Regions from separate parts of the Homo sapiens genome. Here region 2 is linked to region 1. The links are chromatin contacts, found by Hi-C or POLR2A ChIA-PET in ENCODE. All regions are on one chromosome and are shown on one strand. The core of a region is the stretch at or near the end of the contact, and the rest is flanking DNA. Distances in the headings are between cores, read along the strand shown.

Region 1 (7,382 bases), core at 3,311-5,810:
CTAGGCAGCTCACTGCTCCTTTTGTCTTAACTGTTACTTTCCTTGAAGAAATAACATAGCAAGAAGCAGATGGGGGTTGGTAGGAATCCTCCATGACTATTTTTTTATGTTCTTCTACAACTTTGCTTATTTGTTATTTGATTAAATAACAATATTGTTATTTAGTCAAAATCCTAGGGCAGATATTCCTTTATTCCATTTTTATCACAAGGTATGAATAGTTTCCTGTATTTTAATTTTTCCATGTCTTTTCATAAGCTTTATAATTATATATTTGTACTTGTAAAATATCTCTCTCAGTGGAAAGGCCATAATGTAGTTAACTTTTTCTCTATTGTTGGGCATGTGGGCTGTTCCTAATTTTTTAGTATTATGGATAATATTGACGTAAATAGCTACCCATGCAATTTCAATTCCTTCCTTCCCTCCTTGCTTCCTTCCCTTCTTCCTCCCTTTCTAGCAACCATCGACAACAGCTGCTTAACATCCACTATCAACAGGTTCTACACTAGACATTGGGTAAAAATCTGAAAAGGACCCAGCTCTAGCCTTAAAGAAGTTTATTGTCTGGGCCGGGTGTGATGGCTCACACCTGTAATCCCAGCACTTTGGGAGGCTGAGGCGGGCAGATCACTGGAGGTCAGGAGTTTGAGGCCAGCCTGCCCAACATAGTGAAACCCCGATTCTGCTAAAAAAGATACAAAAAGCAGCCAGGCATGGTGGCGCAGGCCTGTAGTCCCAGCTTCTCAGGAGGCTGAGGAAGAAGAATCACTTGAACCCGGGAGGCAGAGGTTGCAGTAAGTCGAGATTGTGCCACTGCGCTCCAGCCTGGGCGACTGAGCAAGACTCCATCTCAATTTAAAAAAAGTGTATTGTCTAAAGGAAAATGGAGAAAACAAGAAAATTTTAAAAGTACTTATATTAAAACACAATGAGTCTGCTAAAAGATGTTTGGTGAAACAAGGAGAGCTGGACAAGAAGGTCAGCACTAACCATTCCACCCAGAGTGTTGGTGGTAAGTGGGGCAGGGACAACTTCCCAAAGGAGGGAGCTTTGCAGCCAGGTCCTGGGAGAGCCTGTGATAAGGGAAAGTGGACTGAGTGATGGTTTGGGTTTGGTTTCATTTCAGATGAGCCTTTAGGCCACCTTTCCCACTCATGTTAGAAGTGATCCTCCTACTGGCAACGATTGTAGGCCAGCAGTTCCAAGTCCTCTGTGAGAAGAGCCTCCGTGTTCCCTTCACATCACACCTGAACAGAGACTCACCCACCGTCTCCTATGGCTGGGTTGAGCCCTTATGGCTGTTTGGATCCCCTTCTTGCTGTGAAGGATCCATGTATGCTTTTATAAAACTTTCTCATGGCTAAAATTCCCCGGGACATAGCTGGTTAGGACACTTAGAGAATTTCATCCTTCATTAAAGCTCAGCTCAAATCACATCTCCTCAGCCAAGCCTTCTTCAACCCCAGCAGACTATAATAACCCAGCGTCTACACAGTACACGTGGCCAGAGCAGACCCTGGTTGTCTAAGATTAAGTTTATTCACTTTAGAGGAGGTAGAGTGAAGGGGCTTTTTAAAAGAAAGACAAAATCATAGTACAGATGTGACAGAAAAGTAAATATTTACTTAGAACGAAAGAAAACGGTATTATGAAATTTTAAAAGCTGGCAAGTACAATAAACATCAGACAATTCAGAAAAAATGCATGTTTATGAATTAACTGCCTAATACACTTTTTGTATTTTTCTCTACAAAACCATGTACACAAAAAACGTTTTTAGCTACATACAATTTTGTGTGCATACATAGTTTTATAACATCTTCTACCAAAGATAATAAAAATATAATTTAGTCTTTCTTTTAGCTTTGTAAGTTAAAATTTGTTTGTTACTATTGAAACTTGGGATGCTTAAAATACGTAAACACACACAGATTTATTTCATTTTGTATAACAGCTGCAGATTTGTCTCTACAAACACAGATATCAAGAATTCTAATGAATTCTCTCTCATGTAATTCCCATTACACATATCCACATACAAACGCACATTCTACATAAGAATGTTTAGTGGGTGTGCATGTTTATATTTCATAATTATGTATTAAGTATTTTCCTGCCCTGGAAAAAAGTTCCATTTAGATTAAACAAAATTCTCCACGTACAATTTGATGTTTGAATGAATTGTCCAAAGACTAGCTTCTGGTTCCATTTATTTCAAATCGTGTTTGTTCTCATGACCTATATACTTCTGGTACCAGACATAACATGTCTGGCCCTGCTGCATCTTTTTTCCACCAGCGAATTGGAATTCTAGTGGTAGATGTATTCCTGGAAGCCATTTCTGTACCAGCTTGGCTAGCAGTAGCTTAACTATACAAATAAATTACTGTAAAAAACACAAATCCCAAAGTAGGTGTAATCCCAACTCAACTGCCCCTTCACCAAACCTCAAAATTGTTCTCAGCTCTTCCAGCACTACTTAGCACCAGGGGAAATGGGATGCAGAGATGGTCATAGTGGAAAGAAAGTGTCTTCACTAGTTGCTATTTAAATATCTTACTCATGAAAATTTTACAAAAAAAATCCATGACCACATGAACACTTTGTGAGGATCTATCCAAAGGTCGTTAAAATGGAAATAAGTGTCCTGAGATTTAACCTTCATCATAACTCTGCTTCTTTATCTTTTTTCGTTGCCCTATTAGATTGTTATTTGCCATTAACCTGCATGATGTCCTGTCTTTACCGCTTACTATCTATATGATTTGAGTCAAGTCTGTTAACCTTGCTGAGTTTCTGTTTGAAAAATCTGTAATATGGGGGTAAAATGAGAATGCCGTATTTGTTCCTGGGGCTTTTGGGAGAACGGTGTGAGGTAATGTAAGGTTCTCAGAAGTCAACAGATAGTCTCCATGACCATGGTGGATTTGGTGCTGACACAGCGATGGAGGTTATCCTCCATATGCTCATTGGTTATGACATGGGGACAAGGAATTGAACTGACATTGGATTTCTCTTAGACTCATAAGCAAATTTTTAGCAATGCTTATGAGGTGCTTTGAGGTCTGGCCCTGCCTACTTCTTTTAGTCTTGCCTCATCTCTCAACACCCCTACCCCATTCTCCAATACAACCCTTTCCATTGTAACTGCCAAGACATGTGGAATTTCTCCACCATGCAACCTTTCTCTGGCGTCTGAGTCTTTTCACATGCTGGTCGTTCTGTCTGGAAGACTCGTATCCCAATACTCCTCCCTTTGCTGACAGTCCTGCAGGATGCAGCTCAGCTGACACTTCTTCCAGGAAGTTGTGTCTGACGCCCTAGTCTGTACAAGGTGCCCTGCCCCCACAGCCATGTGTCTGCACTGCCTCCTGCTCTTCCTTTTATCACTGCACTTAACACACTGGATTGTAATTGCCTGTTCACTCATCTGTCTCCCTTCAACTAGTCTGTGGGCTCCTTCTGGACCCACAGTACTTAGTACACTGACTGGCAAACACTGGTGTTCAATAACTATTTGACAATTAATACATTCATTGAAAAGAGAAAAAAGGTCAACTCTCCAATCCCTTGGTGGATCTGGAAGAGGCAGCATAAAGGTGGGAAGCCTGTGGGATTGATCTTTGGGCAGTTGGCTGGCTCAAGAGAGAGGCAAACTTTCTCCTATCAAATGACAGAGGGTGAAAGACTCCCTGCCTGAGGGCACCTCTTCAAGAGGCATGAAGACCATTTGCTGAAGTCATTGACTCCAGACCTCAAAGGGCTTGCAGAGGTTGCTGGACTGAATGAAGGAAACTTGTACAGGTCAGGGAGGCTTCCTTGATAACACAGGTCTCCCTGGCTGCCAGGTAACCAGCCACATAAAGGAGTCACAGGTAGCTGTAAGAGGTGTGGTATTCACTCAATGGCTAGCCCTGGGGCTACTCTGATGAGGAAGAATGACTCTGCACAGGAACTCCTTCTGCACAGGGGCACAGGAATAGAAGTGAAGGGGAAAAATGGGTCATTAATCAGAAGACAATAGCCTGAGATCAGCCTTCTTTCAACTTCGGAAAACATCTCTAAGGTTCAGAATACAGGCCACAAATCAACCTGTCCCATGGAAAAGTGTCTAACCTGTGACTAGACAATGTCCTATTCTCCTCTGCAGTAAGTACAACCAAATCTGGAAGCTTCTTAGATCTTAGGATTTTTTTTTTCTTTTTCTTTTTCTTTTTCTTTTTTTAGACAGAGTCTTAACTCTGTCACCCAGGCTGGAGTGCAGTGGCGTGATCTCAGCTCACTGCAACCTCCGCCTCTCAGGTTCAAGTGATTCTCCTGCCTCAGCCTCCCGAGTATCTGGGATTACAGGGGCCCGCCATCACACCCGGCTAATTTTTGTATTTTTAGTAGAGAAGGTGTTTCAGCATGTTGGTCAGGCTGGTCTCGAACTCCTGACCTTAAGCAATCCACCCACCTTGGCCTCCCAGAGTGCTGGGATTACAGGCATGAGCCACCGCATCTGGTGGGATTTTTTTTTTTCTTAAGCTGCAATAGGGAGGCCACTTTACCCACGCCTAATTGTCCATTGTAGTCTGAAATTCCACAATTACACATGCATTCCTTCAGCTTAGTAGTTTTTTTTTCCTATTAGAATGCAAACATACCTGGCAGCCTGTGCATTGGACCATATCAGCCATTTTCACTGTATATCAGTTTATATAATTTTCTCCTAGCCTCAGTATTTCTTATCTGAGTTGTGGAGTTAAGAGTACTCTGAAGAGAATTCCAAGTCCCAAAATCAATGTCACCTCCTTCTCAATTTTTCTAAGTACTTTTGGCCCTGTCTCAACTGGCATCCATTTTAAATATCAGCAATCCTGATATTCTTCACCACGGATCCTTCTTTATTTTTTCTTTGTCTGCATTTTCTACCTTTCTCCCTCCATTATTTCTCTTCTTTCATTCAATTTCTTCTGTTTCTCTTTTTATCCCATCAACCCCAAGCCTGAGGGAGTATCCATATGTATGTTCACGGGCATTCTGTAACACAGATGCAGTGTGGTATATGAGAGACAGCAAAAAGGCTTCAAAGCCAGAAAGGTCTGGCTTTAAATATTGCTTCTATTGTTTAGGAGCTGTGTGACTTTGGATAAGTCACTAGTCTTATTTTTCTCCTTTGGAAATGGGGAATAAACTATACCAAGCCAGCAGGACTTCCTGTGCGAAGGTTGCAGGGAGCTGTGAAGATTAAATGTTTCACCAATGTGTTTGGGTTCCACTAACCCTTTCCCCTTCCCTTTCCATCTCCTTCTGGGTCTGACAGGAGCATCCAGTGAGCCCCATGAGCATTGCTTAGCTCTGTGGCCTGGAGATAATTAATCTCCCTCGCAGGCCTATCTTACTCTTTGTCCTTTTTAATTTTCCCTGGCTTTAATTTTCTCCTCATAATTGTGTTCTCAATTAAGTTGCAGTGAGGCTGCAACATGGTAGCCTGATCTTGAAAATACAGATGGTATTTCCGATCAATTTGCCAAAGTTGAATGGAAATCCTGAAACTTTAGAGCAATGCTTCTGAAAGTGTGATATTAAGTTTAGCTGTATCAGAATCTCTAGAAGTGTTAAAACTGCAGATTCCTGGGCCCTGTCTCAGAGCTCCTAAACGGGATCTCTGGGAACATGGCTTGGAATCCACATGTTTGCCAAGCACTCCAGGTGATCCTCATATACTTCAAGGTTTGAGAACTATTGCTCTACAGGTTAAGCTTAAGACCTAAACTGACTATTGAAGGAAAGGACAAGAATGTTCAGCCTTTATTGACCATTCATAGCAGTAGGATGACCTCTCTTCACTGGCCATCGAGACCCAAGGAAATGACTTGCCTGAATCCTCATAGCTGGTTAGTAGTAGAGGCAGAAAGAAACCCAGGTTGGAAGCTTCCAGGTCCAGCTCTCTCTCAACTGCCCTCAAACCTTCCCTCCAAAGAGTTCTTATCACCTAACAAAGAACTCACCAGAATCCTATAATCTGCAGGCAGAAGAGTAAAATAAATGTGTGTGTGTGTGTGACAGAGACAAAGACAGAGACAGAGAGATAGCCCTCTCTTCCTTCCTGTGTTCATTACATTTTCCCTTATTTTCAAATTCATCATTGAGCTTAGAGGCCTGATATGTTTTTTTTTAATTCCTGACAATACAGCTTCACGTGAGTATAATCATAATTAAATTCCATTACAGGGAAGGAATTTAGATGACTAATGGCATTTTTTTTTAATCCTGAGATTTGATCTATATGTCCATTTAGGTATCTTTTGTGCTTCCTTATAGTTAGGAACTGTTCTATCAAGTTTCATGCTTCCTCTTGATAAAAGATGTTTGGACCAAGGTAGTCATTTAAAACATTAGCTATTATCTGACAGAGAAATGAATTTAATGATGCTTCAGGAAGAGTGTAGCTGAAAGAGCAGTGGTCTGAACATCAGCAGATTTGAGGTTCCAGCCCAAAGAATGAGCTGTGGAACCCTGGGTGAATGACTTACCCTCCCCAGGCTTCAGTTTCCTCATTGAAGCAATAATAATAAGAAAATGTGAGTGTTTCTCAGGCTGCAGAGCCATATTCCTTGATGTGCTCACTGAGGGCAAACGCTGCAGTTACGCCACATCCTCCCAGAGCGTCTTGGCACATACTCTTATAATAAAGGCTCTGAGTGGTTCTAAAGTCAAGAATCAAGTTTAATTTCTCTCAATACAGCTTTCCCCAAGCCCCTTTCATTTTCCCATTCAAAAAGTATTTATTGAGCACCTACTTTGTACCAGGCAGTTTCAGGAGTCAGGATTCAGCAGGGAACAAAACACAGAAATCTCTTCCTGGAAGGAATTTACATCTAACTGGGGGAGACATAACACAAGCAAAATAAAAAATTAAAATAGATAGTATATTAAATGATGAAAAAGGTTGTGAAATACAATTAATTAGGCAAGAATATTGGACTAAAAGAAAGAGATGAGTGACTAATATTCTTTAAGAATAATTCTTATGAATATCTCTGGACCTGACTTTGTGTAAAAATACAACCTGGGAAATTATGTACTAGAATGTGTCTAAAAGGCTGTCTACTCCTAAAAACATCTGCTTGCCTGTGAATGATCACACCAGGGATCTTGCTGGTAAGTTGGGAGGTAGTTTGTCTTTGGCATCAAAACTGGCCATGCAGTCAAATCACTCCCATAATGTTACAAGCTAGTATAATTCAGTCCACTCATCCTTTGTTTGCCTAGTGCTAAGGTAGATGCTATTAGGAGACACTATAGTAGAAACCATTTCCCTTGTCCCAAGCAGCTGAGGGTCTTGCTGGATAAAATGACTGAGAAGATAATTCTTGGTCAATGTCTTCAGTGCA
Region 2 (7,382 bases), core at 3,093-5,592, 34 kb after region 1:
GAAAAAATGAAGGCTCAGCATCTTGTTAAGGTTATACATCTAGGGAACTTCAAAGCCAGGTAATCTCCTCATCAAGGAATATACTTTTAGCATAAAAAATCTCAAGGCCTTCTTTTGAGCCCTAAAGATACCTCTTACCTTGTCACTGAACATAATGTTGAAACATGCCAAATAAAGGGATTCAGGGAAACAGGGTGTCAAGTTATGATTCAGTTTTAATTCTTGAGGGTACAGTTTTATTCTAGTGAAATCATATTATTAATAGGTTTCATCCTAGTTTGATTTAGAGGGAGAAAGAAAAAGAGAGAGTGAAAGAGATAGATAGACAAACTTTGATTTCATTTGCAATTCAGTTAAAATTTATTTTGTCTTTGAGTTTGGAACTGACAAATTAACTCCATTTTCTTCCCATTTTTTATTCATTTTAGGTCAACTCGTTTTCTTCAGAGACAGCCTAGGCACAGGCCCTTTGAGGCGTGAAGGCTCAACCTGTGGATCCAGGCTCTCCACTCTGAGCCTAGCCCTAAGGCCTTCCCCCTCATGCAGGTCATGAAAAGCAGGTGACAATAGGTGGCTGGAGGAATTTCCTATGACCTGACTCCTCCTTGGGGGTCAGAGATCTGAATGTGTCATCATAATTGGAATTTTATCTGCATGCTTTAAAACAAAACAGCAACCACTCCCCCACAATTCTGGCTCAGGCTCTGTAAGACACACGCTGAGATTTGAGGAGGTGATGGTGAGAAGTGATGCCTTCTGAGCTCAGGTGAACCAGGATGTGTTCTTCTTTTTCCTCAGATAGGGTCTGAGACTCCCAGCAGCCTTTCATCAATGACCAAACTCCAAGAGCAGGTCTGGCCTGCGGTGCAGCAGCTAACACTCATCTAGCCCTTACCATACTCCCAGTGCAGGGCTAAGTGCTTCACACATATTATCTCACCTGTGCTCACAACCCCCCTGAGGTAGCCACAAGTACCATCCCTGAGGAATCAACTCAGCAGAGTGAAGGAAACTGCCCAAGACCACACAGCTAGTAAGTTCAGGAGCTGGGATTGCAATCTAGACTCATCCACTTCCAGTGGGAAGGGGAAAAGAAGAATGGAGACAACCAATCCCCAGTGAAAGCCTGGAAGCCAGGAGCAGAGCCTTCATTGTGCATGGAAGAGAGGTGTGCTTCTAACCCAAACTCCTTCCCAGGTCTTTTATGTGAGTAAAAATATAAATTTCTGTTGTGTTTGAGCTGTTATAATATTTGGGGGTTTATTTGTTGCAGCAGGGAGCATTAGTCCAAGTAGTCCATATAGGCACCTAACCCAGCCTTGTAGGCTTGAGAAGGCCAAGTATGCTGATTCTGAAGACTAGGTAGTTGCCAACTAGGCAAATAAGAGGGGTAAAGGGGTTGTGCCTAGGCTCTCCCAGGAAGCTGGAGTTAGGAACTAAGGCCAGCCCAGTGGAGGCCAGTCTGAGATAAGGCCTCCTCAGTGGGCTCCTCCTGTCAGCCTGGCCTTATAATACATATCTCTCTCCTTCCAGGCCCTCAGCAAGAGGAAGAGCCAGCTTCTAACATGTGGTGAGTGAGCCAGAGGTAGAGGTTGCAGGCCTTGAACAAATGCAAGTGGGGGAGAAAACAGACAAAAAACAATACCACCCTGTGAGTATGTCTCCTGGTCTTATCTCCATACTGTTTCCTGACTTCTTTTCTCCATAGTCCTAATTGCCCACCATACATCACATTTAAAATTGTTGAGAACTTTGGGAGACTCTGTCAGGGAGCCACGATCTGCTGCCTGGCTCTCCCATCCTGGCTAGGCATCTGCCTTCAGGCCTGCATGAGAAATCCTTCTCCTGCCCCATCACTCTGTTCTGATTTCCAAGCAAATGTTCCCTCATCACGTATCACAAACTGCTCTGCCCTGAGGGAACTTGACGGTGGTGATGGAAAGCTCCCACTGCCTCCTTCTGTGGGGTTTTTTTTGTAAAGACTGGAGTCTTCGTCCATCTTGGCAAGAAGTTGAAGACCCTTTTCTCCTTATGTTTTGCTGTAGTCATCCTTTCCATTCATTCAAAGCTTTGCCATAAGCTCATCCCCATGGCTTTGTAGACAAAACTCCCACATCCCCCTGGTTCCCCACCAACCATCCCACCCCTGAATAAACAACAGCTCATTTGTAAGAGATTTTAATTTCATCTTGGTATGCCATTAAGGAGTGGAATAAGGATCTCTATTCATTTTCACTCACATAGTATCTCCTACATTCTCCAACTGGTCTTTACCACAGAAACCTGTGGGGCCATACAGCATCTGCATAATTTTCACTCATCAGACTGGTTTGGGTTTCTTGGTGGTTTGCATAAATTATAAACAAGAGCACAAAAATCACACAACATAGACTCTACCATAAGGGGACATGTTCCCTCTGGCCTTGCCAGAGTGATAGGGACGTGTCTCTGTGTTCAAGTCTCCAATGATGTCCCCAGAAATGAGGCCAAGCCTATCCTGGCCCCTCCTGGATGGGTCCACAGTGACCCGCTGTCTTCCCCACCAACTCATTCTGGGTTCCCAGGAGACTTCCTAGCACAGAACAATACCATCCTAGCACCGCAACTGGAGACCAGGGTGTGGAACTGTCCCCATGTACAATGGCTGCTGGGTCTTCTGTGCCGAGGATCAGAGGAGTGAGTTGGAAGGAAGAGCCAAGGGTTTCCACTGGAACCTTCTGCCTCTATGAGCGCCATGAGGTTCTTTAGAAACAGACCCTCTAAAACAAGGGGCCCCAAACTTTTTCTGTAAGGGCCAGACAATACAGATAGCAAATATTTCAGGCTTTCCAGGCCACAGACAGCCTGTTATATATTCTTCTTCTCCTTTTTTTTAATGACCTCAAAAAAAAAGTAAAAACCATTCTTTGCTGGCAAGCCATAGAAAGCAGGCCCGCAAGCAGGAGTTTGCCCAACCCTGCTCTAGAACACCACCAGGCCCTCCTCTATCCCCTCAGCCTTCACCTCCTCCCCACTCTGGGACTCTGGGATCCCTCTGAACTGCTCTGAGCTGGTGTCTCCTTCAGCACAGGCTTTGCAGAGGGACTTCAGCAGGCAGAACTGCCCTCTGGAGTTCAGGAGCCCTCCTGCTCTGCAACCCTATGTACCCTCCTTTGCCAAGTGAGTGGCCTGGTTGTATCTTAAACAAATATCAGATATTAGTCTCAGCCCTGCTCATGTGTCCTGGGAATGAATTAAGCCTTGGTGTTTCCCAGTGAGGTAGGTACATACTATTAGCCTCATCCACATTTGCAGATGCTGAAGCTCAAGAGCTGAACCAATCATCCTAGCACTGCCCAACAACCACTTGTCAGAATTTAAAAGAAAGCCCAGGAGTCTGGGCTTTACATTTTCTCAGAACATGATCAGAGATTATTCTGTCCCACCCCTGCCCAGTGATTCAACCCCAAAGAGAGCAAGAATGCAAGAGAGAACACCATCAGCCACACAGAATTTCTTTCCAGATCTGAAAGACACTCTGAAAACAGAATGAACCCCAGCACTCAAAGCTATGGGGCTAGGTGGAGCAGCCCTCTCTGCCCTGCTGACAAGTCTTGTCAAGCTAAAAATAAAGTTTATAAAAGTAAATTATCTCATTTTATAACTTAAGTGCATCAAGCATTTCCTTAAATATAGTTCACACTGAAAATAAAGTTACTTTTGCTGTACAGTTGGTGTCTGTTATAATTAGGAATAAACTTTGAGGGTAAAATACGAAAGGTTACACACTCACACACACACATCTATCTATCTGTCCTTCTGTCTATTGGTGTGTAGATGGATAGACATATGCACCTCTTGACAAGAGCTTCCCCGACATGGTGGGAAGTTGTTAGGAGTCCCTAAGTATCTAGTTTGCATGAGAATGTCTATATTAAAAGTCTCTGTCCTTAATGATAAACACGTCTTCATATCTAATGCTAAGACTCTTATTAGAAACATTAAACTATGCAATCCATAATGTATTCAGTCTTTGGAAATGCTGAGCTACACCATATCATTATACAACAGCATCCCCAACAAAACTCCCTCCCCAACCCACCTCTTCCCTGGCCTCCCTGTCCTAAAGCCAGTGACCCCTCAAAGAATATGGTTGTTCCATATGGGAGCCTAGTCACAGAACTCTAGGGGAAGACTCAAGATGTGAAGTAAGAATTCTGCATGGAGTACAGATGGTCAATGGGGTTTCCCACTCTGGACTGCAGAGGCCCAGCTTCTGAGGTTGCTAGGAAACAATCACCCAGGTTACTGAGGGAGGTGTCGTCGCTATCCAGGTCATGGAAAAGGGGCTCGGCACCTGAAATGGAGATGAAACACTGGCATGAGGGTCTTGAAGAAGTGACTCATTTCAGTGCTAGGATATTCAGCTGAATTCAACAAGTGTTGCCTGAGCACAGGCTCCAGGTGAAACTTTCTACAAAAAGTCTATATTCTCTTTAGGGGGCTCAAGTCCAAAGTGCAACAAGTGAAAACAATCTAAACCAGGATATGACAAAGTGCTAAATTGAGTGCAGCATAAGCAAATGTCACAATGTCTAGACAGGGAGTGTGGGGAGTAGGCAGGACATGTCACCAGAGGCTGGAGAGACAGGGCAGAGCTCCTATAGGACTTGGGCCTGAAAAATGATGCTTGAAGGAGGGATGGTAAAACCAACAAACAAAAAAACAAAACAAAAAGAAAGCTCTTTGAGTGAAGCTAATGAAAACTCCTGTGATAACATTTGTTCTTTCAAACACCAAGGGTCTACTATCAGCTGTTACCCCAAATTTGTAATGCAAAGAAAAGGAAGGTTAGGTGCCTACCTTCAACTAATTTACACCTTTGATAGGGAAGCCAGTAGGGCACACATTGGAACAGCTGAGAAATCACTGCAACCAGGATCTGGAGGCAAAGAATGTTCTGCCTCTGCTTCAAGTAAATAGGAGAGGTGAAAACTGGAGTTTATACAACTTGTCATGGGGCTTTAAATATTCATTTTATGAAAGGACTCATCACAGGGATACTTCATGTAACACAATCCCTGAGACTCTGAAAAGAATTTGCAAAAAAATGTGTTTGCCCTGTTTTCCGATAGCTGTGGAGTAAAGAATGGTACAGATGTGACCTGTGCCTTCTAAGGAAGCCAAGAGGGTGGCTATCACTGAACATCCAATGAGTGGGGTCAGCCAGTGAAGGGCTTGTCAAGGGCCAAATCTTAATAAATGTTTGCTGAATGTGTGATATGGGAAAGTAGGCGTGATTTTAACAACAGAATTTTTTTTCATGAAGGCAAAAAAAAAAGTTGTTTGGCAAAATCTGTGATCTGTGGCGTGAATCTCTGATACTAATGTTTTGAAGACTTGCTGCATAAGATTATTTTTTAACTATCAGTGTAATCTATCAGATTACACAGTACAGACCAATGCATTACATACAACACTAACCTTCTCTGTATAAAATGTAATGCCCTATACTTGGCTGAGGTTGAACTTGAGCCTTCACTCCAAAGCTCACCCAGCCCCCTACTCTGGGTCCTCAGGCCCCCGGTTGTTGTCCATTAGCTTAAGCACGAAGCTGGGTAAGTGGGAGAGGCTCAGCTACCCATATATGCAGCATTTAAATCAATGCTTCTTTGGGTGGGGTGGGTATAAGGGAGATACTTTCACTTTACAAGTCAGTTTATGTTTCACTAGTTAAATTAGAGCACCTATTAGTATCCATAGTAGGATAGTCCAGTTAGAAAATTTGTCTTCTGTGCTTTTTATTTCTTTTCTTACTTTAGGTAAACGTTTGCTTAATTAAGGCCTTCTGTAGCACTGATACTGCTGATCTCTGGCATGAAGCGCAAGACTTGCAATTCAATGACAACAAACAGGTCTACAAGGAGAGCACAACTTCCCATTTAAAACCAACAAACAAGAAGCTTTGAAAACAAGATAAATGGAAGTGTCAATAATGAATATGCATGAAGGTCTTTCTCCTGTAGTCATTGGTTAGGCGATTCTGGCAGTATTTTGTAGGGCACATTATTCTGCTTTGGAACTTCGGTGAGCATCTGGGAACTGCCTAGATGTGTTTAGGAGGGAATGAGAAACCCACACAAGTTATGAGAGGGCCCGAGGGGCTTAAGTCCCTCTTACCATAAGGGTGCATGTGGTCTCCAGGCATCTGGGGTGGGGTGAGACCCTGTCGGAAGGGATCTGAGCTGTAGACACTCTGCTCGATGGCCAGGAGCTGCTGTGGGGTGGGCAGAGCCGTGTAGGGGTTCATGATTCCTTCCATCCCAGCACTCCCACCACCGTTTGTCTGAGCTGTGGAACAAAGAAGAAGCCAGGTCATTCTCAACGTGCAGCCTGGCATGTGATTTCCCTGGGTCCTGATTCCCTCATTTATAAAATAAAATGGGATGAGGTGACATCAGTGGTCCCAGCCTTTGTCCTACCAGAGGCCATCAGGAATCACCTTGGAGGACAGGAACAGGGTAGGGGCTGGGATGTTGAACTTTGAGAACATCCTTGAAATATATTATTTCAACAAAGGTTTTGATGCTAGCCACATGTTTGGCAGTCACTAGAATAGATGTATCTAAAGATCTTTCTACGATAACCCAGTATGAGCCCATCAGTCAAGTGGGAGTTGTGACCAGTTGACCTCATTGGGTTGATGGGAAGATTCCATAGGACTGTGTATGCTTTGGAATTATATCTTGCTATGCTTGTAGATAGAATTTTATAAGAAAAGCAGGATTCACTTCCTGCCTCCACATCTTGCTGAGGTTCTCTGAACCTGGGAAGAACAGAGACTATTTCCCACCAGCCTCTGCTTTCTTAAGTCTACCTTTGGAGCGCCTTTAGAATTATTTAAACTAAGTCCCAAGCCATATGAGTTTGTGTTCTCATATGCTTTGATGCATTCTTCTCCCTTTGAATTGCACAGGGGTCCTGTGAGGTAGGACTAGCAGGCATTAGGGCCCTACCCTAGGGATGCACACAGCCTGAGGAACAAGGAAAAGTTGGTCCCACATAAAGAGCCTTAGGGGTGGAGCTGAGGGCAGAATTCAGATCTAACCAGCTTCCTGCTCCACCCTTCCCCACACCTATGCCCTGTTTTATTTCTTCTCTCCCTAACATCTACCTTGTTGTTAACATACTGTTTAGTCTAGAAGGTAAGAAACTAAGGGAACTCTTGGCTGCAAGAGTCAAATTCTGGATTAAGCCTAGACCCAGTGTCAAGCACAAGGCAGGGTTCATGTGAGGATAAGAGGCTCTGTTGAGGGGCCAGAGAACTAGGATCACATTCCACAGACTTCAAAGTGTGGTCCACAGATTTCAAAGTGTGGTCCACAGACTAGCAGCAATGGCAC

Evidence for each region. Hi-C counts contacts between places; a loop is a spot of excess contacts on that map. ChIA-PET counts read pairs that join two places held with the same protein, here RNA polymerase II (POLR2A). Pooled maps may share reads with other maps.
Region 2: a map of PC-9 shows a loop between it and region 1 (2.3-fold over the local background). The contact joins the promoter of LMX1A-AS2 here to the enhancer-like site in region 1. A Hi-C loop is called at or near these places in 3 of 168 maps with a recorded cell type or tissue (PC-9, heart left ventricle and posterior vena cava) and 3 of 50 pooled maps. POLR2A ChIA-PET finds 5 or more read pairs at or near these places in 3 of 52 experiments (PC-3, PC-9 and RWPE1).

Annotation. Positions count from the first base shown.
Region 1 is chr1:165,165,356-165,172,737 of GRCh38, forward strand. No RefSeq gene overlaps it. Among named protein-coding and RNA genes, the nearest start is that of LMX1A-AS2, 35 kb to the right of the region's middle. Within about 2 kb of position 4,561, at least 2 of the 41 ENCODE cell types and tissues checked have a DNase peak (open chromatin) inside an H3K27ac peak, as active enhancers do; they include PC-3 and PC-9, where a contact is called at or near this core.
Region 2 is chr1:165,199,705-165,207,086 of GRCh38, forward strand. It overlaps LMX1A-AS2 (LMX1A antisense RNA 2), which reads left to right and starts at 4,343. Exons shown (of 6, transcript XR_922234.2): 1 at 4,343-4,443; 2 at 5,802-6,066. It overlaps LMX1A (LIM homeobox transcription factor 1 alpha), which reads right to left. Exons shown (of 9, transcript NM_177398.4): 8 at 6,160-6,330; 9 at 2,163-4,336. The coding sequence ends at 4,176.